Regions from separate parts of the Mus musculus genome. Here regions 1 and 2 are each linked to region 3. The links are chromatin loops, found by intact Hi-C in ENCODE. Cell type or tissue: left cerebral cortex. All regions are shown on one strand. Links, peaks and the distances in the headings refer to the core of each region. The heading gives the core; the rest is flanking DNA.

Region 1 (10,679 bases), core at 1,638-9,637, 85 kb after region 3:
TTGAACTCTGAGGAAAGAGCAGAGATAACTTTTGCTGCCTCAGTGAATTAAACTTGAGGCGATTTATATGATGCTGAAGTATGTGGGAATGGAGATGAGGTAGAACTGTGATTCTCAACTTTTGGGCCCTGACCCCTTGGGAGTCAAGTGACCCTTTCACAGGGGTCACCCAAGACCATCAAAAAGCATAGATATTTACAATTCATAATTTCAGCCTTTGGGTGGTCTGAAGCTGACATATAGGTATAACCCGGAAGCTGCATCAGCTAATGAGTAGAGCTAACAGGAACCACACCACTGCACTCATTTTTGCGAAGCTGATAATAAAGAAATCTGCATGCTTTTATGCTTTTATCATCATATGATTCTGCAATGCCCAGGATTGGTATGTTCGAATTCTGGGAACTCATGTGTTTAAATGTCACGCTATCTTATAGCAATGTTTTTAATGTCCAATCATTTAGCAATGCGTCTTCATGTTTCCTTGGGATATACATTCAGAATCTGAGAAACTGAGTTTCTAGGTAGCCCTAAATGTGGGGGAAAAAAGGCAGCTGATGTCTGAGGAAGGTGTCTTTGAGAAAGTGGTATTTCACACTGGCTGTGACTATGTTAGTATTGTTCAAATACTAGTACTCTAATCAGAAGGACTTCAAGTTCATATTCACAAGATAGATAGCGTGTACCAAAGAGGAACAGAAATACTGAGTTGTGAGTAGCCAAGGGATTTATTTAGTGTCAGCTAGCACATTTTTTTATGGTGTATAGATATGCTTTAGGGGTAGCCAATGCTTGCTCTACTTTCTTAAGAAAGTATATAAAATTCATCAAAATTAGGAAATGCCAATACATTTTATGTAAAGTTTTAAATTAACCATTTTCACCTCCAATTTCGTATATCCATATTAGAATAAAAGCTGTAAAATAGCAGCAAAGGATAAACTGTTGTCACTGCCTTGTAACCAGGAATAACAATCCAGCTTGTTAGATAATGATTTGGGAACACTGACAAAAGAGTTTCCAGTTATACACGAACCAAAAACCTCTATAGATTAAAAACGAATTATGTAACCTTACTTTGAAGCACTCCACATTATGTTTTTATTGCACCAGTTATTAAAGCTATGTATGAATGGCTTCAAATGTAAGTATTAATAGTGGTTGGAGCTAAACTGCAATACAAATTTCTGTATGTGTAGCTATTTGCACACACACACACACACACACACACACACACACCTATAAACACACACAGCTGTTTCTCCTTTTGTGTTCTGTCATCTTTGTGCAATTTTACTTTCCAGTTCATTCTCAGAAAAGCCCCTCTCGAGGTTGTGCTTTATTCTTAATTCTTAACTTTCCAAATGATAATGGTTTAAAAAAGGACGAGTGTCTTCTACCACTTAATACATAAAGAAGTATAAAAGTCTCCATTGTGGGTTAAACATGGAGATGTCAGCACAGTCACTGGTGTTCCACAGCCTCTGGAATCAACCATAACTCTATCTTTAAATATTTTCCTCTCCTGCATCTAGCCCTTACCTCATAGCCAAGCCCTGAGAAAGAGTCCCTGGCATTGTAACCCAGCCTGAAGTTATGCACTGCCTGCTACTGTGACCCACTCTGATGGTATGCACTGCCTGCTACTGTGACCCACTCTGATGGTATGCACTGGTCTAACTTAGGAAAGTAATAATTTCATCACTAAATGGCAAATCAGTGGGGTTATCTTTGTGACCCTTTTCTTATATCCTCCACTGTCAGTATATCTTGTGGATGACACTTGATCAGTGAAAGATCCAAATAAGACTTTTCAACTCTTCAGGATGACTGACATGAACATGATAATGTGATATTCTTCATCCTGCACTTTCAACCCTGTGGATGAGAGCATCAGAATTTAGCTGGACATCATGCAGGTGATGTATGAGAGTATAATCTCATTAATTCTGCAAGGACTGAATGCTGTGCTATTTAAAAGTATCAGCTTGTTTACATGTTCAAGTCACATTTCCAAAATAAAAGTGTATAATGCTGTATCAGGGAAAATTTGAAAAAAATTGGGAACATGTAGTAAAACTCTTTTTATTTGAATACAAAATTTCCACTTAAAAATATTGTCAGTTCAAACACGGATTTTGGAGTTGTCTGTGCTTCCCAGAGAGAAGTTTGCCATTGCTGAAATAAGCCCCTAAGCTGAGTATTCTACCAAGGAGTCTGATGCTCCTACCTAACTGGCCAATTCTCAAAGGAAAATTCAGTTAGCTGAAAGAAAGAAATCGTCAAACAATTATTTGGGCAAGTGTTATACTTTTAAACTAAATATGCAAAACACTGTCATGATGTCTGCCAGGGCTCTTGTTTCTGGTATTTCAAAACTATACTACAGAACACTATGGCTTTACATAAAGCCACAACAGTGGCCAGTCCATCAAATAGGATAGGGACTATTGTCAGAAATCAGAGCTTTATGTGTGAGTGTTTTTTTCAGACTAAATGAAGACAGTGATGGAGCAACACCAATCATCTAAAAATTAGCTGAAAAATGTTATGAGATTCTCTACATTTAAAACATTCTATTTTCAAGAAAAATGTTTTAGAATCAAATATTAACCTCCCCTTTGCAAGACCTGGACAAGTTAAATATCTGTTCTTGCTTACATATGCCTTTTGCTTTTTAAGCAAATTCACCACTACATGGATATAATCAGATTCAGAGAGTGATTAAGAGTGTGTTCGTGCATACACACATGTGTGTAGTGTTGCATGGGTATTTTTAAATTATTATTCCATTTCTAACAAGCCAAGTATTTAACAATAAAGCCTTTATACTCCTACATCTTACAAAGTGCAAAAATCTAATTGTTCGTTGAAAACCCCATCTTGCTCAGATAATTCCATCTATGGTCGTGTCTCTTCTGTCTGGACCCTTTGGGTCCAAACATTCTAATGTTACTCAAGTGACAGCTGTGTTTCTTCATGCTGGTAAATTATCAAGTGAGCAAAGATGAAGCTAGAGTAGATAAACAGTAGGGTGCTGTTTGGTTGGAAAAAAAAACAACTTAACTCTGTTTATTCATTCAAATTCTGTGGAAATTAAAAGGTGCCCCAGGCTCATTTATTTTCTTTAATATTGTACATTGAGTTACTAGAAGATTTCCTGTTCTCAAGTCACACCACACACACACACACACACACACACACACACACACACACACACAGAGGCAGAGGCACACACCATGCTTGGTTACTATTTATATACTATCATCTGCCAGGGTCTTTGAAATTTCTGTTTTGCATCAAAGACAAAGCCTTCTTCTCTCTGACTGCTCATTGAGGGTTTCCTGATACGGGAACATAATTAACTCTTTCCTGGCTTAATTTCTGCATTTTAAAATGTAGGCAGATATGACAAAAATGGAGCGCTCAATCCACAGGGTGGCCATTAACTGCGCTCCGTTCCTGTATGTTCTCAATTCAGACCACAATTACTGTCAGGGAATGGCCCGGGAAGCTCCTTCGTGTACGCAAACAGGAATACTATTCATTAAAGAGCACTTTCAATAAAATAGAATCTCTATTTTTTTTAATGAATATTTGAGAAAGAAAATACAATCTTGGGTTCAGAAACCTGCAAGACAGTTATTATTCTTTTAATAATGTAGACTGTCTCATGTACATACACGGAGAGTTGTAGGGGAAGGAAGCAGAAATGAGACTGTGGGCTTTAACTCAGAGGAAATGAAAGCACAGAGCCACTGTAAACGAAGTCAATGTTAAATAAGGATTTCCTGGGAGCGCCTACAGCAGCCATGGCTTGCTTTGGGTTTTATTGATGTCCCAAGGATGATAGATTCTACTTAAATCTTTGAAGCCCAGTTAAATATAAGAACACGAGGCACTTTAGAAACTGAAAAACACCATTAGGCTCTTCTAAGCCCTCCACTTCCTTCAAGAATTTATCACTCTGAACCTAGTTCTTTTTTTTTTTTTTTTTTTTGTTTAATTTATTTTTTAGTTTTAATGATGATGAGGTTTATACCTTTTTTTTGATTTTTGGTTCTGATAAAATGACTAGTGACAGCTTTGTAGAAAATGAGATCAGTGTTATTTAATGCTCAAGAAAAATGTCTACAGCCTTTTCTTTTTAATAAACTTTAAACATGAATCACTAATAAAAACAAAAGCAAGATTAGTGTTATACATAAGGGTAAACATGTATATGTAGGGAAATGAGCTAGGAGGTGTTTTAAACGTGGAAGCAGGTTGCTCTAGTGGCAATGTACCGCAGGGACTTAAGAGAGCAAAAGCACTCTCCAGAGAGTCCCTTCTTTCACCAAAAACACCCCAGGAATTCTCCTCCTCTAACAAGCCGTCCAGGGAAGAGCTAAATTGTACTTTCCAAGAAACAATCAGATCACAAGTCTTTAAAGGAGCGACAAAATAAATAAAATACATAAAACCCTAAAGCAGAAGCAGGATAAGGTTAAGACACGCCATCCTTTTTAAAGAAAAGAACTAACACCAATTTAGCATCTTCCTGAAGAAAGCAAGTTTTTCATAAAGGCCTGAATTGACAGGGGGTTGAACAAAACCAACCCGAGACTCCACAAAAGAAACCGACTGCCAGTTAACCAGTTATCATCTGCATCCTGGTATTAGTTTCCACTCATGTCTTAGCTAATAGAACAAGGGCTAATTTTCAAGTAAGTTTCCTGAAAACAATTTCCCCCACCCCCGACTTTGGCTTTTCTGTTTGGTTACCCGTGGAGAGCAAGAATAGACACTTTGCTGACCGAATGTTTGGGAATAGGAGGATAGTAGACACGCCTTTCAACATTTCATAAAGCAGGCTGTTTTTCCTCTTGTCTATCAATGGCATAGAGAAAAGAGCAGAATTACAGAGACAGCTTTTCCGCCCGCGTGTGCCAGTCACGCATGGAGTGAAAGGCATTACCCTTTAAACAATTTGGGAGTGGATGGCGTTAATAGGTAGGACAGATAGTTACAAAGTCCAGATTAACTACAAAGCGCAGAGACATGTGCAAACTTGTTATGCGGTGAAAGGGAACAGACAGAGGCGATTATTTACCATTCTGGGGACCCAGTTGGAGCAGAGCGAGGAGGTTCCGCACAGCAACATTGCCCTCTTTTGGTAAAACAGGGCATACTGTGTTTACCTCACTGGCAGGTGAAAGCATTTCTTCAGGACACAGAAATTTTCCACTGCAAGAAAAATGACACAAACTAACCCAAAACAGAGCATGGAGCAAGAAGGAGATGACTTCTGTGTCTAGAAAACTGACAACAATCTCAACAGTAAAGAGCCGACGGGACGTGCTAACAAAGAAACCTCGAGACCCCAGTCTTTCTGTGGTCCCTTTTCAGCGACAGGGGGATTATTTACTCCTTAATTTATCCTTGACAGCTTCAAGTCTTCTCCAATAAAATCAGAATCATGTAGGAGTCAGATTGTGACCAAATAAAGCAAGCGCTAATTCTTTTGAAGCCCACCCCCTTCCCCTCTTATGCTTCAATATGCAGTCTGTCCTCAGGCAGCGGGAGCTGAAGTCACTCAATAGAGCCCTTTAGTCAGCAAGCATTTTGTGCTTTCTGGTTCTAAGGACTCTGCAGTGATTTAGAGCAGTGAAGGAAAGGGGGCTTGATTACATCAACAAAGGGAGAAGGCGCTGCCAAGGCAAGAAATAAAGTTAACCTAATTACTTTTACTCAAGTTGAAGGCACCCTCACCACTCTATCAATAAGAATAATTTCAGCCTTGTCACTGCTTCTAATCTTCTTTCTGTTGTAAGTTAGAGGATGGCTCTTGCCAAACCCTTATTATAGGAATTTTCTAATTAAAACTTTAGGTATATAGAGATACCCACCACAAATGCAGATGGGCTGAGCCAGTTTAGAACGGTGTGCTATTCTCTCTCCAGGACTCTACATCACCGTCCTTGCTAAAACATTTGTGAGGGATGACACCTGTCTTTTATTGATCCTGGTCCTTTTAGGGGCCAGGTCAAAGCAAGGTCATTATGTTTCTTTAATAGTTTTTGAGAACATTGACTTCACAAAAGAGGGAGAATACTAACTCCTGTTTTTCATTTGTTTGTTTATTACTCCCTAAATATAATACCAGGTAAGACGACAATGCTTCTCTGAAAGTGAAAAGTTAACTGTAAACTAAGTAATTCCATTCTTGAGATGTCCTTTTCAGCTTTTTTTTTTCCACCCTCTTTTCACTCTTGTGGCTTAGAAAGTCCACATCACTATATTAGGACCATTTTCAAAGCAGAGATTTTAAAAAAAAAAAATTAAAATTTAATGCTTACCTCAAATTTTCTTGATTTATGTGCAAGAAAAAAAAAACAAAAACAAAAACAAATAAACGACCCCCCCCCCAATGTGTGACTTACTACAGTAGCTGAGAACAGTTCTAAATAAAACTTCCAAGGAACCACTTTGAGGTTCTTTTCAACCAATTTGGACTGCCTTAAGTCAGCCAATGATGCTCTTACTGAGAAAGCTTACATATTGAATTCCTATCAGTCACCTTATTTTACCTTTGCAGAAACTCCATGAGGTAGATAAGGGTCCTGTGATGGCTGGCAGGTCTTACTGATGGACAGTGAGGCTGGAGACACAGCTCATGTTTGTCTCTGGGGGGGGGGGTGTTGTTGTTGCATGTACAGGTGAACTGGAGCCAGCCATAGTTCTAATTTTGTGTCCTTTCATGCCTCCTGGTTTTTGCCACCAAATAAGTCATTGCAAAAAGTACCTTAAACTATAGGGAATGGAACTTCAACCCAGCAACACTCCTTACTAGCACAGAGAACCTTAAGCTGTATAGAAAACACCATACAATTGAAACTGAGCATGGGTCGTTCTGTTCACTCTTGATTAGAGTGATGATGAAGTGCAACATAATCTTAACCAAAGAGTATTTTACGTGGTCTCTGGTCCCATAAGACTAAAGATGTTCGGTGTTCTCGATTCCTGCTACAACAAACACTGCTGTTGCTTCACAGTGACAAATAAAGCCATCCGTTAATGTCCCTGTTCCTTCGTGATCACACTGACATTTATCGCTCCCACATCCAGGGGCTCCTCTCCACACTGTGCCTCTCAGCCTCTGCAGGATTCATACCTGAAGGGATGGAATCTAATCTCCCAGTGGCAGTATTTGAGGGGCACATAGGTGGCAAAAGCAATTGTATAGGTCTGCCACCAAACACAAACAGCATTCCAGGTAAGCCTTGCCAGACAGCATCGTCCTGTTAGAGCATATTTTCACTGAAATCCCCTCTGAACCTAAGGAATTTGCTTACTATTACCTGTAGAAGAATATGTGCTTGTGCAAATTTCTCTTGGCCAAAATATGCAAGCCCTTATTACAGTAAGAAAGAATTGGTTCCCTGTAGTCATCTATGTCTTTCTGCATGAATGTCTTCATTGACCTTTGAGGCCAGCAGCATAATTGGGGGGGTGGAAGAAGAAATGAAATTTATTCCGGGACAAAACAAAACAAAGATTGGTATGGTTGCTGGGTTTTTTCATATGGAAAGACAGGCGTTTTTGCCCCCTGTCTTTGTGAGTGCCAACGTGGACAGACATGCACTGTGGATACAGAATAACTTGTGTAGCTGTTTTATTTTCACATAGGAAATATAATTCAAGCAAGATTCAAGTGACATTTTCCAGCATGATACTCAAGTTATAAATAATGATGTTTCTTGCATTTATTTTTTTTCTAGGCTAAAATGAATGCGAAATGTCATAAACGGACGTTACCGCTATCATTTAATCAGTCAGTCAAACAGTGCTCAGACTAATGGCAAAAACCTAAAAAGCATCTTTCACTTTTCTTTTTTATTTAAAATTTTTATTTATTTATCTGTTGTACACCGTATCTCTCTGGCAGGTAAAACAAAACAAGAGGGATCAGGGTATTATGAAAGGATGCTGTCACAGGGTTTTTTTGTTTTTTGTCTTTTGTTTTTGTTTTTGTTTTACATGAGTCACACAATATTTTATTAGTATTCTATAAAACACTGTCTCATTTCTTTGCAAAGTTTCAGCTCCCCGATTTTTGAAATACTTTTAGATGTTTAACAAGCAGCAGAATGCTTGCAGTATCTGTACATATTTATGCTTTATTAGAGTCATTATTTCAATTGACCGTTTTTACATCGTTCAAGTTTCCTTTCGCTCTCTTTGTCTATCTTTGTTAGTGTTAATTTGGTCTTCTGGACTAAGAACCCAGTTTGTATAAGAATTAGAGCAGGTGAAGAAAAAAAAATAAATGGAGTTTTGAGAGCAGATACTGCAAAATTGTTTGGGCTGGTGGAGAATTTGCATGTTCTCATTGCAAGCGCTTAGTCCTTCTGATGCTTCAACATAACTGAGTCCCAGTGCTTTTCAAAGGAACCTTGTGGACAAGCGCCTTATTTAGCATGAGCTTTCTGCAAGTCACATTTCCTAAATACATCGCTGAAAGGGTAGACACATTTTCCTCCAGCAACGGTGCAATAATGGTGGCTCAAATCTCTGACTACGATCTTCCTGCCACCACCTTCAAAATGTTGTTGGAAACATGGTCTTACATTTTCAGAGGAGATTTATTAAAATGCCTGGCTGTTTTCAAACTGGTAATCAAACACCAGAGAAAAATAATAAAATTGAAATGGGCTATTTCTGAGAAGCTGCAGCTTGAGGAAAGCAGGTTTAATTAGAGGAGGATGAGGATGTGGGTGGAGCCTGTTGTGGGGATTCTGAAGGGGACTCCTGGGCACTTTGAAGGGCTCTCAGGTGCACGGTTCTGGCTGGTGATAGTGTCTAATTTCACTTCACAATTTGAGACCCCACTTCACTCTTTATTACAGGTGTCTCATGAATGCTTATCAACCATAATTGAGGTCATTGTTTCTCTGTGTGTTCTCGAAGGGGAGCAATTGCTTAAGGGGAAATGATTATCTTGGGAGAGCCACGCAGTTGATGGAAAGAGAAAAACAGCATCAACAGCAACAAACAGCCTAACCACAAGTGTCCTGAGAGGAAACAAAAAAGTTATAAGTGTTGCTTGTCTGAAGGATGAACACAGTGGCCTTCAGTTTGGGTCCTTGAGGAGTGGCTTAGGCACATATTCCCTGAGCAGGACGACCTCTCTCCAAAAAGCTAGCAGAAGCAACACCGAGGCTGGTTACATGAGAGTGGGCTGAGTTAGGTATCCTTTCTTTGAGAGGAGATATGCATGAGATTGGCTGTCTGTGTCCCATAAGTGGGAGAATCAAGGAGACTAATAGACATGCAACCTTCTTATGTTTGTTATCCTGTATTTTAAATATTTGTGAGCTCAGTTTCATATATAGTAATCTATGAAATAGTCTATTTACACATGCATAGGTGTTCATATATAAAAATTATATATATATGTATGTATATATATGTGTGTATATATATACATGTTAGAAGGATTTGTGTGTATAGATATAAATTTCAATACATCAGGAAAAAGAAGTAAATCAAAGAATTGGTGGCCATGAACATTTTTACAAATAATTTCCAACTATACCTTCTTTCAGAATTTACTTTTTACTAATTTGATAAAATATATATTACAAAACTTTGCAAGTCAGATAACTTTGTAAACAGAATTTGGAAAGGATATGCTTAACAGTAAAATGGTTTCTTGAAACAATATATATATATCTAACAGGACTCATAGCTGTATTTCTTTTTTCCTTTCTTTTTTTTAGATTTTTGAGACAGGGTTTCTCTGTATAGCCCTGGCTGTCCTGGAACTCACTTTGTAGACCAGGCTGGCCCCAAACTCAGAAATCCGACTGCCTCTGCCTCCCAAGTACTGGGATTAGAGGCGTGTGCCACCACGCCCGGGTTCATAGCTGTATTTCTAGGAACAAAATCTCATGTCAATTCAATATACATAAGACACATGTTATTCCTTACAAAAGTACATAACGGTTTTGAAGGCTCTTATGCAGTTCAACTTTTCCTAAGACCCCGTGAAAGACATACTGTGATAAAGCAAATAAATTCTATGAGAATTTATGAGAATGCTACACAATTGGTTTAAGAGTATACATATGTATAAATTGAAGCACAAATTTTTCTGAACTCAAAAATCTATTGCTCTTAACAGTCATATATGCTTGAAATTATGCTCTACCGAGGAGCATGGTTAGAATAGATAAAGTGTTACATTCTTTGTTTTAATTTCATGGTGCTTAATTTTAGGTTGCTTCTTCTGACAGTGAGCTCCTAAGACAGTGTCAACAACAAAGGACTAATCCTTCTGCAGCCATTGTCTAATTGATCATTGTGTCTTTGCCTGGTGAGAGGTCTATGAGATGACTCAATATCAATGCCCCTTGTCACAGAAGGGACAAGTAATAGAGGTTAGGTGTTTTCCAGACAGTCATCACTGCTTCTGAAAAATATTCTTCATAACACTCTGATGTCTGGGTTGTTCGAGCCAGCCCTTTACATTGTGTCAGCCTTTCCCACGGGTCCTCTTCAGGGTAAGAAGGCATTCAAACCAAACCCCAAGGGCTCAGATAAGCTGTACCTTCTTAAGCCACAATACATTAGATATCGGACAATGATTTTACTAGGTTAAAGCTATTGTTATAAGGGATCCAATAAATAGTTTCCCA
Region 2 (10,679 bases), core at 1,888-9,887, 510 kb before region 3:
CAAACACCGAAAGCTATATTTTAGTAAGAAAATGTGCACTATTGGGGGGTTGGGAATGAGAGATAGACAGAGCAGTGCACCATATATAAAATGTCAAACATGTCAAAACACTCATGAATACCAACATCTCCCACCACACCACGGCCAATTTTAAAGGTTATTTAGGGCTAACACATCTGCAAGTGCAGATTTTACAGCAGCAGACTTTATTTTTCTCAGATATATTAAAAATAAGTCACTGATGTGTCAAATGTTTGCCACATTGTTTCCACACATGTAGCCCATGTTGAAACTTCTGCTGGGCACTGCTTAAGGCAGGCCCATTGCACTAACTCCCGGTATCCCGTGTGTTCATTATGGATCTCTGGAAGCAAGCTTTTTTTACTGAATCAATTCAGCACACTGAGATGATAACCAAGCAGGAAAAGCAAATGTAGCCATCTTTTTTTTCTCTCAAAAATAAAAATGTCTCTCAGGGTCTCCATAATTCAACCTTTCAGAATTCTTTCAGAATATGTCACAAGGCTTCCTTGTCCCTAAGCCTCTGATCATGAATTATTTCTGAATAACTGCAGACAAGTGAGTTTTATAAAACCAGAAGCGTACCACATGCAGAACATGCTTATCCTATTCTCAGCCCTCAGATAACTGAAGCTTAAATTAAATGTCAAAGCTGAACAAAATCTATTGTATAAGCAAACGGCTGACCTAAATCCACCATATTTTGTTTGCCAGTGTATATATTCTAATAAATTTTGAAATATAATAAGGCTATTTTCACTACCCTTTGACCATGACAAGCTAGATGCAAGAGAATCTCCTGAAGAAATATTACTTTCTTGCTCAACTCTCTAAACAACATCTATTTATACCATTCAGTAGACTGTAAGAGCAGCTTGTAAGGAAATGTAACACTTGAGCATCGTAGATTGCAGACACCCAAGAAGTAGTGGAAAGAGGAGAGAATGCAGACAAAGCCAGGTTTGCGGTTTTACTGAATGTCCTGCTCAGAACAGAGCACTACAGCAAACTAACTTTCTGCTGTGCTCTGTCGTGTTTCTAACAGGAAGTTCAGAAGTTGGCTGGAAGTCAAATAGTAGACACAGAAGGATTCAAACCTCTTAAGGAAGAAATAGGCTTTTTTTATCCTTCCTGCTTTTTCAATGACTTTCTCTGAGACATAAAGGTGGGCAGCCATCATTCTATTTTCTTGACTACCAAAGTAGACAACTATGAACCCCTTTGTTGTGAAAAGCAATGAAAATCCTCTCATTTAAAATGTCAGAGAGAAGGTGGGAGAGATGGCACATGCTGCGATCCCAGTAGGCTGAGGCCGGGGGATCCTGAGTTCAAGATCAGCCTGGGCTACATGGTAAGATCTAACCTCAAAATGAAAGACATTTCAGAAACTGGAGCATTGTGGTGCTGTGGCCACCCCACTCTGACTTCTTGTCAGCATGCTAACCGTTCCTGAAACAATAGCCTCTCAAGCCAGGCCCACAGATGAGAAATCCCCACCCAGTGTGTGAAAAGGCAGTACCAAAAGCCTTTAAAATGCATGTTTTGACTCTAAATTCTAAGTTTGATAATTCCAGGTATTTGTGAATGAGTTCCTTTGCTCTCTTCTTCTCCTCATCTGTAAAATTAAGATAATGTGACCCTCATAGATTACAGTTCAGAGGATTATATCACACAGACTCGAACTTAAACGTGTGGTAGGTAGATGTTACTGTAATGGATGAATCTCAAAAACTGTGGGATGAAACCTCGGCCTGCTATCTCATTCTGCTTCCCACAACAGCCCCAGTCTTTGAAGGAGTCCAGATCACCCCAACTGGAAAACTGTTTGCGAACAATCTCAAGCTGCAGTGGCATGGCCTGGGGTACAAAATTTCATGCCAAGGGTGTTGTTCCTTTCAATTATTCTTTTATCACAAAACTTGAAGCTTCTGAGTGGTTCCCATTAATGCAAGGCTTCCTCTCCTCAAAGCCACATGGTCTTCAAATACTGCTGTTAAAGCCATCTTACCCACCCACCCTGTGTCATCCGGATATCTTTCTTACACGGTCTTGTTCAGCCACGTGCATTTCTCTTGCTCTAAACTCATCCACATTACTGTTGCTATCCAGCATTCTGTTCGTCTTTGTCATCTTAGACTTCTCGTCTCTGCTTGCCTTAAACTCTACATTCTAACTAAATACACCCTGCAAATTTCCTTCTTCCACTCCTCAGTCCCCCTTCCAGTATGGTTGGTTGGTCACAGTCCATCCCATTCACTTCCCACTTCAGCTTCCTTCCTTCTACCAGACTTTAACTCTACTGGGTTAGTGTCTAGACAATGGAGTGTCCTCTGCGGTTCCTTCCTTCTCTCTGGCTACCTCTATGGCTTCTCTACCCTTCTTCCCTCTTTTACTAGGGAAAAGCTGCCAAAGAACAGAGAGAAGGTAGCTATCTGCACATGTTCCCTGTCCTTCCTCCTAGTTGATAACCAATTAATTGGCTTCAAGCATATAGTGGGTCAGAGGATAAAGAGATGCCGAGGTCTGTTGAATGGGGTGGTGGTTGCTTCACACATAGCACCACCATCCAGCACGACTACCATCCAGGATAGTCCTTAAGCAGTAGCTGACAAACTTTTAAACGGAGACCCACTCATAAATTATTTCATATTGTGCCCCAAGAAAAGTTTCAGCATCAGTACGGAGACTTCCTAGACTTCCTATCTTGTGAAAGTACTCTTAATTTCTCCTCTTTATTTTTCATGTCTCTAGGGGAGGATCCTAATAGCAAGTTCTAATAACTTTGCAAACCACCAGTCGTTCGAGGGTCTTGTTTCAAAAACTCCGTCTTACCACGCACTGATGAAGAGTCCTTTCTCTCCTAATCTCATACCCTAATCAAAATTCCAATTTAGTTTGAGGTTGTCAGTACAATCCTCTCCTTTAAGCTTCCCGAGCCAAGAAGTCTCAACAGACTCAGTCCCTCTGGAAGCCCCCTCCTGTTCCAGTGAAGTTCTCGTGCAGCCCGCCAGCTACCCTCTGCTGCCTCGGGAGGTCTCAGGCAGAAGCCTGCGTTTGCATGTGTCTGCTAAAACAAGTGGAACGCGGCTTGGAAATCCTATTCCCCTTAAACACTTAGATGGAAATAAGGAAGAACAGTGAAAGACCAGCGGAGGGAAGGAACAAGGACCTAGGATGCCACCATTTGCAAAACACTGTCGGGTTCGAGCAAACGCGGGTCCGAGCAAAAGCTGGGTTGAATCGCCGTTGCCGACCTCCTTCCCCGAGGATGGCCCCGTACATAGAAGGCCTTCCCCGTGGCCCCAAAGACCCGCTCCAGGCGCTGCCCCATCCTGCCACGAGGCTAGTCCCTCACACCTCCAGGCGCAACGGCCTCCGGCTCCTTAGGCTTGTAGAAGGGGACCGGAAAGGGGGGGGGGGGGGGTCGCGGCCGCGCGCGCCCGTTGTTGCATCGGGATGTGGACACACGTGTACATCACGCGTACGGCGTGGGGATGCGGGCAACTTTCCCAGCCACGCCCCTATGTGAGTCAGGACCACTTGCAAAATGTCCTCTCCAGGGAGTTTTGTAGGGCACGCCCTAAGGCTGCTGGAGACTGACCTCAGATGCGGGCGCAAGGAGAAGGCGCCTAGTCCGCACCGACACAGGGCCTCAGTGCCCTAACGCACCCAACCTGGCCACGAGGTGAACGCAGAGTCTATGGCGACCTCGGCCTTGTGTGGTGGTAACACACCTGAGGAAGACTCGGGAATAGCTGGGAAAGACCGAAAGGAAACAGATATTCTGTCCCGGGGTGTCCAGAATATCTCTCGGTGCAACCTTAAGACACAAACTAACTCATCTCCAAAACGCACCAGGGCGAAGCAGGTGTGTTGGCTGGCGCATCCATCTTCTCCTGTGGGTAACTGCAGACACGCGCCCTGTCCAGTCTTGCTTGGGCCTGGACATCACTCGCAAAGAAGAAGACCTACTAGACAGCACGACCTACTAAAGCGGGGTGTGTATTCAGAGCCCAACTTCTAGTTGGCTTGCGAGCGCGTCAGAGGCTTTGGCAGGACTAGGTTTTCAGGCCCGCCCACCGCTTCCTAGGGGCCACGTCAAAAGAAGTGAAACTTTTCTTAAGGAAAGGTCCATGAGACCTTGGACCTCGTGGCTCCAGCTCGCTCGGACAACAAACCAAAGGGAAGTCACTTCACATCACCGCCATTCAACTTTGGATTCTAATAAAAATTCAAACGCGGATTTCCGTGTGTTGCTTTAGTATTAAAGAATGAATTAATTTTTAAATGATGACCTATTTGGATCTCTTATACTGCCTTATCAATAAAATCCGCCTATATCGAGTCAGTTCACCTCTGCGAAACGTAACTGCTCCTGCCGCAATTCTGACAAATAGGCTTTCCCAGTGTCTAGCAGGCATATGCTCTTATTTGAGACCTAGCTGAGACTTTTGAGAAAAGCAGGGACAGATCAGTCCCTCCGCTGAAAGTCCCCAACAGAGAAGCTTCCAAGTGGGATTACAAGTGCGGTCTGCGGGGTGAAGGGGGAGGGGGAAGTTTGGGTTGCTGAGAAACTTCCAGGCCCGCCTAGAAAGCAATAGTTCACATCCTCCCATACCAGAGACAGGTACGAGGGGGGGGGGGGTGGCGGGGGGGGGAGGGCTCGATCCTTGAAGCCCACTTCAGAAGAGACCATATTAAAAGACACTCTTTCCCAGACCTTTATTCAACCATAAAAACAACAGTGGAAGAAAGTTTTGGATTTCCGGGCTAGATGCCTTCCTGTCCCCTTTTCACCTTAAGGGAATCTGTCCCCTTTCTTGCAGAGGACTCGGAACCAAACAAACAAACGCCTATCCCACCCTGGGAGGTGAGGTCAGCCCGAGAGACCCTCACTCCTTTCTCTCCACAGCCACACCGGCGCTGCGGCATGCACGATGGATTTAAAAAAAAAAAAAAAAAAGATTCGGGTGCGAGTGCACAGTTAAGCAACGCCTGGAGCTGGTGGCTGGAAGACGCGCGACTTGCTTGCGCCCTTGGGAGTGCTCCGGTATTATTACGCAGTATTAGATCTGGGGAGATGGAAATATACCCCTTACAGAAAAACTTTTCGGTCAAAATATTACAAAGAAATTGGAAGGCATCATTAGCTTGTGCACTCCTACTTGTATCTATTTCTTCACTGAGGATGTTTTGGTTTAAAAAATAGTTAGATAGTTGAGTATGAAAAGTGACACCCTCAAAGCCAATACATTCTTAAGAGAACGTGAAATTCAACCTTCGAGTGACTTTTTTAAATTGTCAGAAAAATCTTTCTCTTTGTTGGACCCCTATAAATAGAGTATTAGCGGCCCTGGTGTTTTAGGAGATAGAATCCCCAAACACTCTAGAGACAAAGCCAATCTGGTTCAAAAAAGAAGTAATCAAGGCAAGGTCTGTGTCGTGGGTGTGGCTTGATGCTCTTTCTCTGGACCATGCACATCTCTTGATAATCAGCACCGGCGGCGATTCAATTTGAGCGTGTGTGTGTGTGTGTGTGTGTGTGTGTGTGTGTGTGTGTGCCCACCCTGGGAGCGCGCGCGCGCGCGCACACACACACACACACACACACTCCTCTTAAGCACCCTCTGGCCAGTTTCAGAAAGCCAAAAGTCTAAGCGAGGGAGAGCAGGAAACCCAGAAAGACTATGACCCTCAATCCAGATAGCAGAAAGGCGGAAGCCACGGAACACCAGGCAATAGAACTGCTCATCCATTCTTGCTTTAAATTAAGGCCATCTCTCCAAAAAGCCAGGCCGTTCTAGGCAACCTCTCAATGTGGAAGTGGACAACGAAGACTTTAAAATAGATCTCTCAGATCTGAGAAGTGGGTGTATAGATGGTCATGACATTGGAACAATGACCACGTATTGTCTACTGCTGAAATGACACTCCGAAAATGACATGCAAGAGTCATTAGGCAACGGAGGTGACTAGGAATCCCTCATCATAAAGTTAGACCTCTTCCTGAAGAAATTCTATACACTTTGATTTGACAACATAGAAAGAGTCTGTGTCTCTTCCTGGGCTATATTTCTAGAAAGAAAGACTAAGACTGGAAAGTTGTGAGCAGAGAGAACCTTTGAAGACCGGGGGGGGGGGGGGGGGGGCGGAGAAGACGTTTGGTGGGTAAGAGCCGCCGAGATAGAATGTGACTCTGAAGTAGAAACCTTACCAGGGACAACCTAGGAATCACAATCCAGCCCAGTAGATGCAGTACGGAGACAAGGAAAGCATGGATCTCTTAAAGTCTCCAGAGACTCACTTTTCCCTGACGCCGTCATTGGCCTCAGATGATGCCTGCGGAGTCCTTTGGGGAGAATCAGCCTTGGGGGTTCATTTCTGGGCTCAACTCTAAGGGATTCTGCAGTAAAATGTAATTGTCTCCGGGCGCAGACACCTGGGAGAAGAGCTCATTCTGTCTACTTAAGAGTTTGTGGTTTTGACTCAAAATAAGATGTGAAAATAAAATGCAGTCGCTGGTCTGATCTTAAAAATGCACACATACACTAGAAAATTGGACATGTCCTGTTTGATACCCTATATGACCGATTCCCTTTACCCCTCAGAGAGAAACCCATTCAGTAAAAATAGCTTTAAACTACCACAGGGGACTTTCCTTGTCTCTTTTTGCCAACCATAAAACAATTGTTTTGACAGGGTAAGGAGTGAGACCAGGTAAACTGGCGGCAGGATACTCTTCTGACAGCCATTTTTTTAAATGAAGACCTTTTTTGTTTGTTTGTTTCTTTGTTTGTAAATTTCGGTGACCCCCAAACTATCTGTAATTAGCCAGGGTCATGAAGCAGGATCAACCCATCTTAAATCTCTCCTTAAATTCAGCCCCAGGCAGAACTGGACTACCATCTGCCCAAGGATACCTGGTTGAAAGCCAGATCAGCTGAGAACTCGGGCCCCTTCCTCCACGGAAAGTTGATTCTGAATGGAATACGAGAGCCTCATGTTAAAATTTGCTTAAACTAGATCCAAGACTGGACAAGGATCTTTTTTTTAATCTGAAATAATTAGAAGGTGGAAAGTTTCTAAAAGTTCAAAGCACACCTCATCACTCCCCACCAGAGGAGGGGAAAAAAGAAATGTCTCTCCAGAGCTCTAGTGGGAAGGCTGACTCAGAACTCCAGCAGAAGGCCTGGAGTGCTCGGTCCCACACTCATAGAAGCATGCACAGGAATTGAAAAGAGCAAAGATAAAGTAAAAGAGAATTCAAATCTGCCTTTCTGAATCTCCAAGCACAAACTTCGGAATGCTGTTCCCCTCCCCCCCCCCCCAACTTCACAAGATTCCCAACTTGGAAAAGTTCAGATTGTTGGTCTCCTAAGCTGCACTTAACTCAAAACTTACAAGAGTAAGATATTCTAAGTTGATTCTGATAAATGTAGGTCAGCAGACTGGAAAATTCAGGCAAAGTAAAAAAAAAAAACAAACAAAAAAAAAAAAAAAAAAAAAAAACACTGCATGAATTCTCTGGATAATTAGTTTAGTGACACCCTTCCCTTTGCCACAATGGATCTAGGCTGTCAGTCTGAAATTCAGATGTCCTGTAAGTGACCTCCCCAAATCAGTCTCCACTTTCGCCTCTTTCTTGTACCTGTTGTTTAGTAATCATTTTCCTGGCCCAGAAATAAGACAGAGTTCTGTTCATTTACGTGGTTTATTGTTGTAAACATTAAAATTGTCTTTCTTAAAGAAAGAATTTATCAGGAAAAAAAAATCAGCATCTCTAACTGTCGTACACCATAGAAAAAAAGGCAGTGACTCATCTCATGTGCCGTACTAGAAATATACAAAGAAAATACTACAGAATATGGCAATATTAAAATTCTTACTCAAACATAAAATAATATATTGACTGACAATTTTAGACATAAAAAACAAAAACAAAAAAATTCAAAGTGCTCAGTAATTTCCAGGGAGTTATGTATATTATAAGCACTCTGGAAACAGTCAAAAGCTGCTGCATGCAAGTTTTGTTTAGCTTTAGACAACAAAATAATCAAGATATAAACTTTCTTTTATCAACATCAACGGTACATACAACACTTACAAACAAGGAATGTTGGGCGGTGTTACAAACACTATGTGTCCCTTTTGTCAGGATTTTCCAATGTACTGATACTTGTGCCCACCTATTATACAATTGAGAAAAATGTTTAAGCTCAGATAACTACCAATCTTTATAAAATCTAACAGACTACATAGTGTCTGAAATACTATTTATATAATATAGACATTACTGAAGTAGCAAGTGCCTATAACATCTTCAACCTAGAATCACATGCTTGTCCCCTTTTTATGTAGTTATTTTCTTTTTTTTTTTTTGCAAACACACTTACTTTTTAGAATTTGTAATATTTATTCATAAATAGGCACAAAATAATTTAAAAAGCCAAACTGCATTGGATAAATTTACAAGCCTCTGCCTTCAATTCATGCCACCCACGCAACATTTAGTTTTACTATATATTACAGCTTTCTTTACAGCAGAAAACTTTGAAGTCTTGTTAAAGGGCAAAATAGGAGGGTCCCATTAAGGTGTGTGTGTGTGTGTGTGTGTGTGTGTGTGTGTGTGTGTGTTACATTTGTCTTAACTGCAACAAGCAAGCATGGCCAAACATTTCCCATCATACATTAGCAATCTTTCTTCTGAACAACAAACTGATTTTGAACTGATAATAAAAAGTTTATACCACTGTACTGTGTGCTGTCCGTTTTCTAAATCCAGGATGCCCCGGAGCCAAAATGCCCTTTCAGGTTCTGCCTGCAGGTTAGGAAATAGCGACAGTTTTTATTTGTGGTTTGTTTGTTTGTTTGTTTACTTAAGGGGTGAGGGCTAGGGGTCTACAGAAGGGAGATAAGGTGAACTGGACACTTCAACCAGCTCTCTGCCCATGTGACCAGCCCCCTCTGGATGTTATTTTTTTTTTCTTTCCAGTTCTTTGACGTGCTTGGGAGAAGGTCTTAGAAAGGTAAGGTGTCCAGGAAAAGTTTGTCAATTATTGCTGGTGGTGGTACCAAGTCTTCCAATTTCAGGTAGAAAATGCGCTGGAGGCCCTGTGTGCAAAGGGTGCGGAGTTCTGGCAGCTTCCCCAACAGTTTAGACAGGTAGTTGGGTCGGTTCAAACCCCCATTATTGAAAGTCACATGGTCTTTAAGACAATTTACAATTTTGTTTTGTAGCTCTTCCACTCTCTTGGGTTCCTTGAGCCCGTGTCTCTCTGCAGAAAATGCAACCAGAAACAAAAGAATGCAGAGGGGAGTTAGTCAGATGGCAGAATCAGAAAGAATCTGCGATTAGGGAAAGCCATGACCGGTCCCACCAGAGGAAGTTCGGAAGGGGAAGTGTCCTGCACCAGCAGTACTGACCTGTGACCATAGCCAGGGCAGCAATGCAGGAGAAGGCAGAAATGTCGATGTTCATATTCTGCAAGTTGGAGGAGAATTCAACAATGGAATCAATCCATTCCCCAAAGCCACGCACGCATTGCAACCTGTGCAAGACCACCCCATTGCAAAAGATGAGTTTACCCTCCACTGGGTTGGACCTGCAATTAATACCAAAGAGAGAGGGGAGAAAAAGAGAGAGAGAGAAGCTAAACAACTAATTACTTGAAGAGCAATAAATGAGGGATTTAAGAGGCACCTAATTACTGAAGAGTTAATAAAATGTAGACCAGTGGACCTTGAAAGGGTTTAATTTCATAACAATCAAGAACTCCCCTATCCCACCACCACTCCGGTCACCCAAGGCTCTGGGCTCACTCCTTCCCTTCTTCACCTTTGCTTTGTTTTTATCTTGCCTCCAACCCCAACCCTTTTCTCTTCCTTTCCTTTACTTCTGATCCCTCCTCCAGGCCTCATTCATTACCTGTATGCTAAGCGCAGAACAAATAATTCTAAGAAAGCTGATTCAAAAAGCAGGTCCTGGTCGGCTTTGGGCAGGTCAGCAAAGCCAGGGATCTTCTCTGCCCACCCTCTGATGATCTCCATAGAGCCGGTCAGGAGATCGTAGAACTGCTGGATATGTTGGGTATCATCTCCACTCATCTGATAGTCAGGGTTTGCCTGGAACTGGAATTTCATTTTAAAAAGCACTTAATGAGGTTCTCTAAAATATATAACCCGTGAAATTGCTAACCCCGTTTCTAGTAGGGGAGCCAGGTTTTTATAACAATTAAACCTCTCTCTGACCAGTAAGGAAATTAGATGTTCCGGGGCAATTAATTCAATTAGGGACGGTGCTATGAGGTCGCTGCTTTAAATATGTAAATTACCATTTCCATACAGACTAAATACAGTGCCATCCAGCCCTGGGAAACGTTCAGTCTTATCGCCACAAAACAATTGACACGGTAGTATTCATGCTAATCCCAGAGTGGGTCTTGCACGGAGGCGCCTTTTGCAAAGCTTAATAATATTGCAGTCGCTACTAGGTTTGGCCACACTCCCTCTGCCCAAAGCCTGCACATTTTTCACAGCTGGAGTAAAAGAAGAATTGCACCACTTGATCCCTGACCCGGGGACAACCCCCCCCCCCCATTGCCATCCCTTCCACCCCTCTTTTCACTCCCTGGCCCCAGACAAGTCAAGGGGGAGGGGAA
Region 3 (10,679 bases), core at 1,886-9,885:
CAGCGCTACTTCCGGCTGCATCTTATTTCATGGTGAACTCATTGAAGATGAGTACTGTGCATAGCAGTACTGTGCATAGCATTACTGTGCACAGCAGTACTGTGCACAGCAGTACTGAACAGAGTAACCTTCCAGCCACACAGGGAGTTAAATCCCAATGTTCTCGAAGGGAGATTTGCATGAAAGAAAACAGGTGTTTTTTGTTTTTTTGTTTTAGTTTTTTTGTTTTTTTTTTTTTAACCTTTTTAAAATTTAGAAGCTGGGCATGGTGGCACACGCCTTTAATTCCAGCACTTGAGAGGCAGAGGCAGGTGGATTTCTGAGTTTGAGGCCAGCCTGGTCTACAAAGTGAGTTCCAGTACAGCCAGGGCTGTACAGAGAAACCCTTTCTTGAAAAAGCAAAAAAAAAAAAAAAAAAAAAATTTAGATGGCTGTCACAATGGCTAGGTGGGTGGGTAAAGGCACTTGCCATGAAAGCAGGTGACAGGAGTTTAACCCCTGGAAACAAAGGTGAAAGGCACAAACTCCTGCAAGTAGTCTTTTGACTGGGACACACACACACACACACATTACAAAAATAAGTTTAAGAACTACAAATTCAAGTTATTTGTCTGGCACAAACCAATATAGATATACACACATTTAATTACATTTCTCTTTGAGAAGGAAAGAGTTTGTTTCAAGTTTGTTGCTTCGAATGTCTGTTCAGAAGTCTTTTACACTGGGAAGCCCCTCAGTTGAGGCAGATGTTCCGTGAGGAGTACTTGCTGGAAATATTTCAGGACAGAATTTTTTGTATCCAGCTTCCTGTTAATCTTAGAACAGGACCAGTTACATTCTGAAGACAAAACACAGTCACCCATCAGAATCCCCAGCAATTTCCAGATGCTCAAGTCCCTTATATAAAATGGCTTTAGAGACTGCAACTACATCCAGATGATATAAAATGCCCTATGCAATGTAAATTCTAGGAAACGGTGGTGAGAAAACTTCCCAATGTTCAAAAGAATCAGTCTTCCTGAGTATTTTGGGTCTGATGTTGGCTGAATCTGAGGATGCAGAACTCACAGGGTCAAAGGACTGGCTGCAAATGAATGGTACAGGGCATGCTCTTATCAGGCAATTTCCACATATTTTAAGGAACACCAAGAAGCACATAAATTTAAAAAATGCAACAGTAGAATAAGAGTCAAGTAATAGATTTTGGAGCTGGAGAGTTAGCCCAGAGGGTTCACAGCAATCATGTGTATGTGTGTGTGTGTGTGGGGGGGGGCGGAAATGACCGCTTGGAACTCTAGTTCCAGGGAATCCAACAGCACACATATATGGAGAGAGGTATTCACACACACACACACAAATGTAATAGCTGACATGTGATTTACAGTCTGAACCTCAGGGGCTCAATGGATGAAAAATAAGGATTGAAATATAGTCAACAAATTTTATTCTTTGTCACTTAAAACCAACCAAAAAATTTGAACATTTGGGCCCTTTCCTGCCTTCTGAAACACACACACACACACACACACACACACACACACACACACATGCACACCCCTTCATATATGTGTATGTTTATGAAATATGTCTATGATAATTTACAACATGTTTCAAAACCTTTCTATGATTTCAGGAACTAAAAGACAAAAGTAAAAATACTTGAAAATAAAACAAAATCTTTGTTGTTTTATTAGAAAAATTGAAATAAGAATATATTTTAGTAAGCTTTAAAAATATTCAGAAATACTGATATTGATTGTCAGTTTGACAGGATCTCCAATCACCAAGGAGACCAACCTCTGCACATGGCTGTGAGGGAGCTTACCAATTGGATGCATGAAGGTGGGAAGACCCACCCTAACTATGTGTAGTATCATTTCATAGCTCTGCTTCAGACGGTGGATGCAAAGTGACTGACTGCTTCACATTCTAGCTGCTGGTACACCACTCTGGAAATCAGTTTGGCAGTTCCTCAGAAAATTGGACGTAGTACTACTTGAGGACCCAGCTCTACCATTCCTGGACATAACCCGAGAAAATGCTCCAACATGTAATAAGGATACATGCTCCACTATGTTCATAGCAGTCTTATTTATAATAGCCAGAAGCTGTAAAGAACCCAGATATCCCTCAACAGAGGAATGGATACAGAAAATGTGGTTCATTTACACAATGGAGTACTACTCAGCTATTAAAAACAAGGAATTTATGAAATTCTTAGGCAAATGGATGGTACTAGAAAATATCATCCTGAGTGAAGTAACACAATCACAAAAGAACTCATATGGTGTTCACTCTCTGATAAGTGGATATTAGCCCAAAAGCTGGGAATACCCAAGATACAATTCACAGATCACATGAAGCTCAAGAAGAAGGGAGACCAAAGTGTGGATACTTCGGTCCTCCTTAGAAGGGGGAACAAAATACCCATGGAAGGAGTTACAGAGACAAAGTGTGGAACAGAGACTGAAGGAAAGGCCATCCAGAGACTGCCTTACCTGGGGGATCCATCCCATATACACTCACCAAACCCAGACAATATTGTGGATGCCAAGAAGTGCTTGTTGACAGGAGCCTGATATAGCTGTCTCCTGAGGGGCTCTGCCAGTGCTTGACAAATACAGAGGTGGATGCTGAGCTCAGGGTCCCCAATGGAGGAACTAGAGAAAGGACCCAAAAAGCTGAAGGGGTTTGTAGCCTCATAGGAGGAACAGCAGTATGAACCAACCAGTACCCCCAGAACTCCCAGGGACTAAACCACCAACCAAAGAGTACACATGGAGGGATCCACTGCTCCAGCCGCATATATAGCAGATGATGGCTTTGTGGGTCATCTATGGGAGGAGAGACCCTTGGTCCTGTGAAGGCTCTATGCCCCAGTGTAGGGGAATGCCAGGGCCAGGAAGTGGGAGTGGGTGGTTTGGTGAGCAGGGGGAGCGGGAGGGGATAGGGGATTTTCAGAGGGTAAACCAGGAAGAGGGATAACATTTGAAATGTAAGTGAAGAAAATATCTAATAAAAAAGCAAGAATATGCCTTGAAAACAAGGAGATGGCAGGGCAGGGTCCAGTACCCAGAGAGAATGATAAGATACAACATAGGAGATATATTTAATTATAGATTGTTAGAGTTCTCCCCTCTTTCACAGATCTGTGTCTGTCTTACGATCTTTGTAGTACATCGTATGATAATCAGAAGAGAGTCACACATTTATCTTTAAGATGGAACAAATTAATGTAAAGAGACAGTGTACCTTACCTACTGTTTGTCATATGGCTGGGATACCATGAGGTTAATTCTTGTCTTCTCATGGCAGAACCCTGTTCTGTTTGTTTACTGAGACCAGGTATCAGTTGATATAGCCTAGTTGCTCGATACAAATACTTACTGGTTTCATTTAATCAGGGAAAATTTAAAAATGCAAGTTATAAAGCTTAGCAAAAATATCTCCAAACATTTCAGAACATAAATGCACTCCAAAATTACTTCTGTTTAAGAGTCTTGAGTTGGCTACAAGCCAATCTTGAAATGTTATTCTTCTGATGAGTGTCTGGGACAAAGAAGGAGAGCAACTGTACAATCTGCTTATAGTACTTTGTGGTGCTTAGAGATAAGAGTCACTGCAACTTCCAAAGTCTCTCAAACTGACTTCTGTACCTGTGGGGTAGAGGAGCTCTGCATAAGGCATTTCTGAGAGAGTCACTTGAATTTCTAAGTGAGAGATGGAACTTCAGAAGCCATAACATTATGGATGTTTGCTGATGTTTGTTCTTATTCCAAATCAACAATTTAATCCTCAAATGGGTTTAAGAATCAATGTTTTATTTTATTTTTAATATAAAAAAATCCATCTTTTAGGACAAACACAACCTTTACATGAATATTTTTAATCTCTTGAAACACTTACTCTCAAGTATGGTATTTTTTTTAACACCTTTAAAAGATGTGAATTCTAGTGGCACACTAACACTGGGCTTCTGGTTTGCTCAAGGATAAAAATGAGAAGACAATGCAGGATGAGGCCCAGTGATCGCAACATACCTTGTGAGGGTTTTCAAGGGTACCAGTTTCCCAAGGTGCAGCCTCACAGAGTTAAAGAAAGTTAAACCATGGACACTAATCACAAAAAAACAGGGAGAGAAGAATAACATAGACATTAGCTGAAGATGATATCGTAGACTAGATTGTGGGGGTAAATTATCACACAAGAAAAATAAATTGAGGTTAACAACACTAAGTGTAGTGAGGGGGCATTGAAGCACAGGGATTTGGTTAAGATCTGAATCTTGGCTTTGTCCCCCAAAGCTTCAGAAAAAGTATTTATCTCTCCACGTTCATCTTCTTCATCTGAACACCGGTGTTGTTTATGCTTTCTTGTGGGGTTTCTTAAAAAATAAAGAGGTCATACACATAACACATTTTGTGTTGCTTTCTACACTTAAATACTGTTCAGTGCAGTTACTTTTCACATGGTTAAAAAAACAAAACAAAAAAAAAAAACCCTAGCATTAGCTATTGAATAGTTTGCTATAAATTTCAGTTAGAATTGCAAATATTTTGACAGCAGAGCCAGAATAAAATATTATCTAAACACACAAGTAGAAATTAATATTGTGAGTCTAACTGGACCATTTATGTATGTTCTTTCCTTTTGAGTTTTTTTTTTCTTTCTAAAAAAAACAACCACAATTTACTGATGAGTGGGCAGAATTGCTTTTCATAATGTCTTTCTAATTCATTAAAATCATAATAAGGTAAGTTAATTTAGAAAGCTTTTTTCCTATAGTGCTTATAAGTCTAAATGTAATTCAGAAAGTTTAGAATCAAGTTTTACTTAAAGATTAATAATTTTAAAGTTATTCAATTAAATTCTATATGCGTTTATTGAAAGCCTACAAAATGCCCGTGATTTAATTTTATTCATCAGACATTATTAAATCCATGCTGTTTTAAATTAAATCCACGCAAAATACTATAGAATAATCACATTCATTAGAAATAGCACGAATCTAATATGTATTAAATGCTAAGCACCATCTGACTCACTTGTCTCCTTTTCTAGAACAGAAATAATAAATCAGAACTTAGCAACTTCTGGGAATAAAAACAATCGCCTCTTTACTACCCTCGACTTGGCACATAGCTTGGCAACAAACGCTTTGCTGAAAATCAATCAAAAGAAAAAGTCATGTTAATCACACCCACAGAACAAGCGGCCGAACTTAGTCAACTGCGCATGCTCAGACAACACAAGCGCCCGGAAGCGACTCACTCAGTCTCTTGCCCTGTGAGTCTGGTCTCATCTGAATAGAGGATCATTTGTTAAGATTTCCAGAAAGAGGGACTAGAAGGAAAGCATATGCGCATATCTCTTAGAGAAACAAAGAGAAATGTAAAGTGGGTCATTCATAGCATTAAGAAAAGTAAAAATAAAAACAACCTTAGATGTGTATTTTTCTTTGCTATTTTGATAGCCAGTGATTTGGGTCCTTTCTAGAATAAAGATCTTTGGAAAGAAATCATCAGGGTGCAGTAGCACTCTAGTGAAATTTAGGAGCTTGCAAAGCTGTGGCCCGGTCTATCCTGGATTACAGACAGAATTGAGATAGAAAGATCTTATGCCTGGGAAAGTGGAGACCTCCACCAGCTGTTTGGAAATAAGTAAATTCCAAAGATCCAGCTCCCCCAAGGAAACATAGCAACTCCACCCCTCAAGTGCAAAATCACGCGTGGACCTTGTGAGTTCCCTGCTGTGACCACGCAGAGTGATAATTGAAGTTGGGGACCTTCACATCTCTGAAAGGGTGAGAGGTGCTTTTTGTCCCTACAAAGCACAAGTAAGGCTGCCCAGTGACCGAAAAGAAACCTGGCTCTGTAGTTCACACAAAAGTCCTGATTTTATAGGCAAGGCAGGCAAAGACCACAGTACCGTGTGATGTGAAAATACTGCCTACCTGGGTTTGGACTGGACGTGCAAGCCGTTCCTTATTGTCTAAAATGTAATAGAAATGCAGTACTCTGAACAAAAAAAAAGGTGGTGGTGGGGGGAATTATACGTTGGTTAGAGAACAGTGAAGGTTTCCAGTAGTTTCATAGGCCAACCAAATGTCTTTTTCTGCCATGTAAATGCAGTAAAAGGATATCTGAATTAAATTACAGGATTTATAGTCAGCAGGAAAACGAAAGCACCGAAAGATCACTTTTGCGTTAAAATTTGGTTTTCTCAACTAGCAGATATTTTTAAAATATAGGTGCCGTGTACTAATGAAGTACATCAAAGCACATTATGCTCTGCATTTTGTGAGAACTAGGCAATTTATAAATGCTATTCACATTTAATTAGGAGTCATTTCTTTTCCATAAGCATATTTACTCGGCTCTCCTGTTCCTACGGCAACCCAATGAGCGCTACAGCTACAAGAACAGCCTAGACTAACGTTAGAAAAGGACGGAGATTAATGAGCAGGCTCAATATTAAGAGTAGAAAGCAAAACCCAAGCAGAGACCGGGAGAGGAGCATTACAAAGAAAGCGCAAGAGAAGACTCCTCTTTCAAGGAGCCTATTTATAGCAGCGCAGATCTTATTTATTCAAGAGTGCCCGCAGTATACAGCAAATACAAGAGATGACTCATTTAGTGCTAAGTTCTGCTTAATTGGCTAACCACTCAGGTATTGTGGAGCACAAATACATACATATATACACACATGTACGTAATTATCTGCTTAAGGCACTTCTCAAGGGACCGCACAAACAGCTCTGCAAGCGTTGTGCTTATGGACGGTCCCTTTAAGCACGGCACTTGTGTGAAAACAGGCAGTATTTAAATTTGCTTTCGTATAAAAATGATGTCTTAAAATGTTTGGTGAAAAAGAAAAGGATTCATAAATCTGAATGGCCACAGTATTTTAAGGGTATTCCTCTACTTAATGCTTTATTTTAGTACTCCACTGTTATTAAAAGGTTGACTTGAGAATAAATGAATTGCTAACAGCACCAGAATCAAACATAAATAGAGATCAGAAATTTTGTATATATGCAACTTTTATTCTGCTTACAAACGACATTTCTTAATTTAAAGGTTTAGCTAGGAGAGGGAGCGGTAAGGAATGAAGGTTTTAACACGTTGCCTTGATTTTTTTTTCTTTTTTTGCAAAAGTTATATGATTTTCCTATTAGATACAAGTTAGAGGTAATTTAGAATTATTTCAACTTTGATATAAGTAAGGCAAATTAAACAAAAACTCCCAGAGTCAAGCTAAAAAAAGAAAAAAAAAATCTCAATGTGATCCAAAACAATATGTGGGAGAGACAATGAGTCTCACAAAAGGCAAATTAGAAATTACAGAAGCCTTGTTACCAAGTCTCCTTTAGTAAAAGTGTCAGGCTCTTGGGGGCAGCGTCCTCTTGCTATAACAACACAGAGGCAACAACACTGCTATCAAGGCTTTCAATTATTCTGCTTAGCAGGAAAAAAGTAAAAATGTTTCCTTCTGACCTTTCTACATTGCTTCATTAACTCTAACGTATAAGCAACAAGTAAAAAATGAGAAGCAGCCGACATCCCCCTTTGATAAGAGCTGACTTGAAGGAGAGGCCTCTCAGTAGCATCTTAGGAGTCTGGGTCTTCCTAGTCCATCACCACTGCCAATTCAAGGTGGGACCAAAAATGCCTGCCCAATCCATACCACTTATTTTAGTTCAAGCAGGACATTTCATATTTGACTGGCTTTGGATCTAGCAGGATAGTTGTGTATGTGAGCTGGTTTGTACATTTTTCTGCTGTTAGTAGTTAATACCAAAATTATTTCATTTAGCACTATAAATGGAAAAAGGAAACTATCTTATAAAGGCTCATCTATGCAATTATTAATGACCCAGGATTCTGTTGTCTCAGATCTACATGTATAATATCATATTAAATACTGGTTAAAATGAGGCATAATAGCTTCTACCTGCGATTTTCCTTCGTGAAAAGGAGCCCTTTCCAGCAACTATTGTCTATGCCTTGAATTAATTATGTTGAATAATTAAATCACCAGGCATTTCTTCCCCCAGATAACCTGTGAATCCGAGTCCAGCGTTTCTATAGGTACTTTTGTGCCTGCATCAGAGAGTATTTTAATACCAAGGAACACAGCAACTTAAATGCCATTCCCTGGGATTCATGAAAAAGCAATATATGAGAGTAAATAGGGCAAACACCGACAACAAAAGTCCCCCACTTGGAATCAAACACGCAATGCAAATAGAAGACAGACACCTAAGCAGAGAGGCTAGGGGTAAACACTGTGCTCTTGAGTCTTTCCTGAAAATGTTCCCCCAGTCTGTCTTCATCAAGAGTATTCTTCTATCTTTAAAAATGAGTTCTAGGGCAGTCAGGGCTATACAGAGAAACCCTGTCTCGAAAAACAAAACAAAACCAAAAAAAAAAAAAAAAAAAAAAGTATATTCTGATCGGTCATCGGTGACTCTTCTTCGCCCGGCTATCCGGGTGGATTGAAAATGCAGTCCCAGGGGCAGGAGCTGAACCCTCCCTCGCTGCAGATAATCAGCACGGAAGAACAGCTAACTTCTTAAATAATCACAATTACATTTCTCACATCCTTCTCTTCCCCCTTCCTGGTTTTTCAAACGTGGGGTTATTTATCAGAGGAGAAAAACTGGAGGCTGCTTTAGAAGGCAGTCAGGCACTCCTAACCTAATTAGCGTTAGCCACCTCCGAAAGTAAATCCCCACGGCTTCACGGCTCCAGCTTCCCTCCCCGCCCTCATTCACCCCAGCTACAGGAGCACCTGAACTGAATGGAGCTACCTGCCAGACTGAACCCTGCTGCCCTGACCCCCAGCAAGGCGTACTAAAGAGAGATTTGCCAAGACCTTGCAGGCAGTCAGGTGAAACAACAGCACGGGGGCTGATGGAAGCGATTTGCTTTGTCTGTGTTCAAACTTCCTGCCTGCCACGACAAAAGACAGCCCAGAATCTGCTCCAGTTTGGACGCCTCCATGCTCAAATGTAAAGCTCAGAAAAGAATGGAGATTCGCAGATCTGATAATGAGCCAGTTAATGACATAAATGATACCTCAAGAACCTCACTAAACCATCCAGGTCCTACAATTTAATCTGTAATAAATACTCCTGCATCATTGCGAGATGGCTGCTCATAATGGCAAATGAAATATGCTGGTATGATAGGTACAATAAATCTGGATTTTCCTATGGTTCCCTCAGGCTAGAACAATATGTAACCACAGTGCGCACTGTCAGGATGAGCAGATCTCAAAGCCATCATAAAATCTAAATGGGGACTAATTAGGAGGCCCTTCCCTTCCAGAGTTACTATTTCTATTGACATTTTCCATGCATGAGCCCCTCCATAACACCATAAGTCACCAAGATAAGAACTCCCTAGATTATAGGGAAAAAGCTTTAATGGAGAAGTTGAACTCAAAGGCGATGCATAAATTTTCCTTTTGATGTGATGGGAAGTCTGTGTTCAGTACTTTCTTTACAAACTTTCAGGCTATGAACAGGTACTTTTTAATTCCTGTGCATGATTTTTTCTCTGTCTGGCTGGTACCTGGTTCCTCTCTGATCCAAGAACAGGAGTCTCAGGGAGGATATTAAAGTGGAGTGGGCAGCTGTAAAACTGACGGTTATGGGTCAGGAGCACTTCCGGGAGCATACTTGGCAAGTTGGCTTCCAGGTCTTGACTTTTGTCTTGAAGATTCCTGTTCCCCTAAAGGTCACTGAAAATTCTAATTTCCCAAGGCTCTTCTGATGTGGGAAGGGACAGATTTCCCTAAACTGACCTTTCCTGTGTAGGAAGTGGGTTAAATCTTTTGATAACCAAGACTGCTACAGTTCCTGGGAAAATGTGTGTGTGTGTGTGTGTGTGTGTGTGTGTGTATGTGTGTCTGTATGTGTATGTGTGTTTGCTTGTTAGTGTATGTGTGTATGTGTCGGTGTGTGTGTTTGTGTGTGTTTGTGTGTTTGTGTGTGTGTGTGTATGCGTGCACATACTCACTGTGCATTTGGCTGGGATGGGGATAAGATTTACAAGCATCCTACCAGTACCCTAATGCGTGAAGGTGTTGAAAATACATGAGGCCATAATGCTCTGACAAAACTACTGAACTGTTTTGAGAAACAAAATTCTTATTTGAAATTGTAGGGATAATATGAACAACTAATCCTATAAGGATGTCATGAAGTTAAAATTCCCTTGGAAATTAAATACAAAACAAAACAAGTCACTGTGAAGTTTATTAATTTCAGAGCATTAAACTTAGAATAGCTATGTGGGAAGAGGATGGGAAAGCCAGTATTCTGCTTTCTCAATCTTTGCTTTATTAAGAAGAGCCCACCAAAGCTGTCAGAGTTGGACATGATTAAGAAATGCAGGTAGCAGTGAGGGATGGGGAACTGGGGGTAGCCACCAGAAAGTCCCAGATGCCAGGAAAGAAAGAGACTCCAGGACAAGATTCGCTGAAATACCCAACAAAACCGAGGGATAACCTATAGAGACCATATCCAGAGGTTAGGTAAGGTCCCCATTGAGGGATGGGGCTACCTATTCATCTCCAAATTTTTAATCCAGAATTGCTCCTGTCTAAAGGAGATACCGGGACAAAGTGTGGAGCAGAGACCGAAGGAAAGGGTATCCAAAGACTACCCCACT

What was found. Peaks named below come from ENCODE experiments on the same cell type or tissue, not always from the same donor. Only the 100,000 strongest peaks of a DNase experiment are listed, where the experiment ranks them.
Region 1: it touches region 3 in a loop (15-fold over the local background); 4 of 42 quality-filtered maps call a loop at or near these places.
Region 2: it touches region 3 in a loop (2.8-fold over the local background); 4 of 42 quality-filtered maps call a loop at or near these places.

Annotation. Positions count from the first base shown.
Region 1 is chr2:57,693,845-57,704,523 of GRCm38, forward strand. No RefSeq gene overlaps it. Among named protein-coding and RNA genes, the nearest start is that of Gm25388, 45 kb to the left of the region's middle. In left cerebral cortex, for the core only: a CTCF peak has its summit at 5,158 (motif pointing left); a DNase peak (open chromatin) is centred at 5,101; H3K4me3 peaks cover 384 bases.
Region 2 is chr2:57,099,117-57,109,795 of GRCm38, forward strand. Nr4a2 (nuclear receptor subfamily 4, group A, member 2) reads right to left here. Exons shown (of 8, transcript NM_013613.2): 6 at 9,947-10,149; 7 at 9,445-9,623; 8 at 8,110-9,296. The coding sequence ends at 9,040. Among named protein-coding and RNA genes, the nearest start is that of Nr4a2, 11 kb to the right of the region's middle. In left cerebral cortex, for the core only: no CTCF peak of the experiment used is centred there; no DNase peak of the experiment used is centred there; H3K4me3 peaks cover 753 bases.
Region 3 is chr2:57,608,208-57,618,886 of GRCm38, forward strand. No RefSeq gene overlaps it. Among named protein-coding and RNA genes, the nearest start is that of Gm25388, 40 kb to the right of the region's middle. In left cerebral cortex, for the core only: no CTCF peak of the experiment used is centred there; DNase peaks (open chromatin) are centred at 5,217, 6,002 and 6,430; H3K4me3 peaks cover 1,867 bases; H3K27ac peaks cover 861 bases.